Regions from separate parts of the Homo sapiens genome. Here region 2 is linked to region 1. The links are chromatin loops, found by intact Hi-C in ENCODE. Cell type or tissue: Calu3. All regions are shown on one strand.

Region 1 (2,500 bases):
AGGAGATTGAGACCATCCTGGCTAATATGGTGAAACCCCGTCTCTACTAAAAATACAAAAAATTAGCTGGGCGTGGTGGCGGGCGCCTGTAGTCCCAGCTGCTCGGGAGACTGAGGCAGGAGAATGTCGCGAACCCGGGAGGCAGAGTTTGCAGTGAACCGAGATCACGCCGCTGCACTCCAGCCTGGGTGACAGAGCGAGACTCTGTCTCAAAAAAAAAAAAAAAAAAAAAAGCTGGATATAGTGACATGCACCTGTGGTCCCAGCTACTTGGGAAGCTGAGGTGGGAGGATTGCTTGACCCCAGGAGGTCAAGGCTGCAGTGAACTGTGATCACGCCATTTCACTCCAGCCTGGGCAACAGAGCAAGACTCTGTCTCAAAAAATTCACTTAAAAAAAAGGAAGAATTCTGTTCTAAATTAAGAGAGTCTGAAGAGATGAAATAATCAATTCCAGTGATTAACCTGGATTGGAGGTTCCTTTTTGATTGAACCAGATCAGAAATTTGAAAGTTCAAAAAACATGTTGGGGATGACAGCTGCACAATTCTGTGAACCTACCAAAAGCTATTGAATTGTACACTTAAAAAATGGGAACTCAACATTAAGGGCACATTCCTCCACAAAACTGCTCTCCAGACACCAGCAGCAAGTTCAGGAATTACCAGGTCATCCTTTCTTCTGACTAGCTGGCTGCAAATTTGGAGTTTCCCACAGCCACTCTCTGGTCAGTAATTTGCTAAAACAACTCACAGAACTCCAGAAAAAACTATGTTATGATTGCAGTTCTATTATAGCAAAAAGGACAGACCAGAAACAGAAGAAGAGGTGCCTGGGGCAAAGTCTGAGAGAGTCCCAAATGTGAAGCTTCCCTCATTCTCAGGGACACATTGCCCTCCCAGCATTGAAGCATGAAAATACTCTGACCAGGGACGTTCTCCTGAGTTTTGGTATCCGGAGTTTTTATTGAGGCTTCGTTATTTAGGTATGATTGAATCATTGGCTATGTGGTTGAACTCAATCTCTAGCCCCCTTTTCCTTCCTGGAGGTTGGACTGGTATCACATGACTCAAAGCCCCAACTCTAACTACATGGTTGGCTTTTCCGGGTGGCCAGCTCCCAGCCTGAGTCATCTTGCAAACATAAACTATCCAGGGGTCTTCCGTGAGTCACTGTGTTAGCAGAAACTATCAAGTGGGATCCCAGGAGTCCACCGTGAATAATGAATACTCCTATCACTCAGGAAATTCCAGAGAATTAGAGGTTACTTCCCAGAAACCAAAGACAAAGGCCGCCTAATTCTTTACTACACAGATGGTCAGAGCTGGACACTTAAAGGTGAAACCTGGCCAGGCGTGGTGGCTCACGCCTGTAATCCCAGTACTTTGGGATCACTTGAGGCCAGGAGTTCAAGACCAGCTTGGCCAACATGGCAAAACTCTGTCTCTACTAAAAATACAAAAATTAGCCAGGCGTGGTGGTGCATACCTGTAATCCCAGCTACTCGGGTGGCTGAGGCATGAGAATTGCTTGAGCCCAGGAGGCAGAGGTTGCAGTGAGCTGAGATCGCACCACTGCACTCTAGCCTGGGCAACAGAACAAGACTCTGTCTGGAAAAAAAAAAAAAAAAAAAAGTGAAACCTGAACCAAGACTTGAAAGAAGTGAGTACCTGAGCCAAGCAGATACCTGGGAGGAGAATATCCCAGGCACAGCAAATAGCTAGAGCACAGGTCCTAACATTAGAGCTTACTTGGCTTGTTCAAGAAGAAGCAAAAAGACAAGTGCAGCTGGAATGGAGTGAGGAAAGAATAGTTGAAAAGGAAGGGCTGGGAGCAGTGGCTCACACCTGGAATCCCAGCGCTTTGGGAGGCCGAGGTGGGTGGATCACGAGGTCAGGAGATCAAGACCATCCTGGCTAACACGGTGAAACCCCGTCTCTACTAAAAATACAAAAAATTAGCCGGGCGTGGTGGCGGGCGCCTGTAGTCCCAGCTACTTGGGAGGCTGAGGCAGGAGAATGCTGTGAACCCGGGAGGCGGAGCTTGCAGTGAGCCAAGATCACGCTACTGCACTCCAGCCTGGGCGACAGAGCGAGACTCTGTCTCAAAAAAAAAAAAAAAAAAAAAAAAAAAAATAAGGAAGACACATGGAGGGCCTAATTAAACTGACAAAGTCTCAATGCAAGCACTGACACAGAGATAGTGGAATGAAAGAGCCCAGCAGTAAGAAGCAGAATATTTAAGAATCTAAAATATGGCTAAAGATGACTTAAGGAAAAAAGAAAAAGCCACAGCATAGAAAAACACAATGGTAATTGTTGGGAAATTTTAAGAAAAGCAATCAGATTAAATGCTAGGTTTATACCATATATGCAGTAAATGGTAGCTGGACAAAATAGTGAAATGTTAAAAGAAAAAAATGGATAAAATGGAAGCCAGTGTAAAGTGATACTACATTTCTAAAGAGCATACCAAGAGTTTGAATATATTTATGCTTTTTA
Region 2 (2,500 bases), 87 kb before region 1:
TTGATTGAGTCTAAAAAGGTCCCTTTGACAAGAATTAGAGGTCCATTATTTAGCACAGCTATTCATATTATGGGGCTCCCCTTCAAGGTCTTTGAGGTTAAAACCTTGTCTTTTTCATCTAGCAAAATTTTGGTATTGCTTTGTGATCTGGTGAATCACTTAGGCAATCTAAATTTTTATTTTTATTTTTACCATTAATAGAGATATAATTATTTCCTATCTCAAAGGGTTGCTGTGATGATAAATATGTAGAAATATTTCCTAGGCAGTAAAATGCTATGTCTAAGTGGCAATACTAGTATCATTATGCTAACATATAAATTAATATTTCTTCCAAAAGTATCCTTAGGTTGGGTGCAGTGGTTTATGCCTGTAATCCCAACACTTTGGGAGGCCAAGGCAGGTGGATCACTTGAGTCCAGGATCTCAAGACCAGCCTGGGCAACATAAGGAGACCTCATCTCTACAAAAAATAATTTAAACAATTAGCTGGCCATGGTGGTGTGCACCTGTAATCCCAGCTACACAGGAGGCTAAGGTGGATCACCTGAGCCTGGGAGATTGAGGCTGCAGTGAGGCATGATTGCACCACTGCACTACAGCCTGGGTGATAGAGTGAGACTGTCTCAAAAAAAAAAAAAAAAAAAAAAAAAAAAAAAGAACATGAACATAAAAGTATCCTTACAAATATAGTAACATTAATCAATTTATGTATCAATCCTGATTTTCATTCCAACCTTCAAATGATTAGTTAAAACAATTTGATAAAGGAAGACCATCCTGATGTAAAGTTGACAATCATACTGAGAAAACTACCCTGTCCTCTCTCCCCCAACCCAGCCTGGTCTGCTTTTAGGACAGTACAAAATTATTTGCTCATCCCTTAAGTCCCTCTCTTGCTGAAAGTAAAACAGTTCACTACTACTTCTGTCCCAACAATGGGAGTTAAGACACATAACCTGTTTGAGCATTTAGTAAGTTGCTGGAAATATATTAAGCCAGAGAACTGGAAGGGAAGTGAGATCGTTGAACTCTTTTTATACTCCTGGGACCTCTTAAATCAAGCACTACAGGACAGAAATGGCCATTATCAAGAAATATTTTAGAAATTCTCAGGTATATAAATTTAGATTATAAATCTGGATTAGAGAATCGGAAATTGTATAATCTGTCTGGGAGGTTTCACCTTTATGTAGCAGTATAAAATATCACTTAATAAGCGGAAATCAAACCTGTTTTACTTGTGGTTGGGGAAAGGCCAATCAACCAACACTCTAAATCTCTAACACAAGGACAGTGGTTGTACCTAGGCCAAACCACAGAAACTTTCATTGCACATTTCACCTTCACAAAAAGGCTACTTTAGGCTCTTTTTCTGTGTATTATGGGACATAGACAAATGTTTCTTTGTATTTATTCCAGTTCTAGTCTTCCTTAAGCTTTTAATGATTCCAAACACTGCTCCCCTTCTTTTTGTTCTCATCACTCAACATCTAGAACCCAGATACTTTCTCACATTCCTTTCTCATATTTTCCTCTGTAAGCCCAACACCAGAAATGGTACTATATCTGAGAATCAAGGGAACTCATTCCCTTCAGATCTGCTCTAGAGTATTTAAAAAATAAATTAATAAATAAATAAAGCCAAAGATCCTCTATTTGTTAAAGAAATAAAACTATTTTAGCAGGACAGGCCAAATGAAAAACAGGACAATCAGATTACTTTTGGATCTATTTCTTTTTGTGTGAGATTATTTTAGCTTTATTTATTTTTTTTTTGAGACAGAGTCTCTGTCACCCAAGCTGGAGTGCAGTGGTGCAATCTCGGCTCACTCACTGCAACCTCTGTCTCCCTGGTTCAAGGGATCCTCCTGCCTCAGCCTCCTAAGTAGCTGGGATAGTACAAGCGTGTGCCACCATGCCCGGCTACTTTTTGTATTTTTAGTGGAGACAGGGTTTCACCATGCTGGTCAGGCTGGTCTTGAACTCCTGACCTCAAATAATCTGTCCACCTCAACCTCCCAAAGTGCTGGGATTATAGGCGTGAGCCACCGCACCCGGCCTATTTTAGCTTTAAAATTTGGTTGGTTTCACAGTGAAACATTAACTACAACTCTACTTAATTTTGTCAGGTACCCTAAAATTCTAATAATCTCTTGGTACAGTGATAACATTTCATTAACCAGATTATTCTATAGAAAAACTGAGCACATATGAGTATGTTCTAGGTAAAATTTTGTCTTGCATAAAACAACAAAAAAAATAGTTAAGGCCCTAATGTGCAAGTAGAGGCAGGAACAGGGGGATATTAAACCAATCATGAGCCTTCCAAAAAACTTTCAATCTTATGCTGTGTCAAGATATCACTGGCTGTTGGTAAAGTGCTAATAGCAGAATCAGAGAGTGCTCATGTACTTGCTGATTGAAAATACATGATTGACATGATTGGAAGTACACTCCAGCTTGGGTACAGAGTGAGACTGTCTCAAAAAAACAACAA

What was found. A loop is a pair of places that touch in the nucleus more often than their neighbours do. Peaks named below come from ENCODE experiments on the same cell type or tissue, not always from the same donor. Only the 100,000 strongest peaks of a DNase experiment are listed, where the experiment ranks them.
Region 2: a loop joins it to region 1, with 12 times the contacts of the local background. A loop is called at or near these places in 2 of 110 quality-filtered maps.

The regions. Positions count from the first base shown.
Region 1 is chr14:69,463,869-69,466,368 of GRCh38, forward strand. No RefSeq gene overlaps it. Among named protein-coding and RNA genes, the nearest start is that of PLEKHD1, 20 kb to the right of the region's middle. In Calu3, no CTCF peak of the experiment used is centred here; a DNase peak (open chromatin) is centred at 1,123.
Region 2 is chr14:69,377,177-69,379,676 of GRCh38, forward strand. It overlaps a transcript of GALNT16 not described here. Among named protein-coding and RNA genes, the nearest start is that of ERH, 20 kb to the right of the region's middle. In Calu3, no CTCF peak of the experiment used is centred here; no DNase peak of the experiment used is centred here.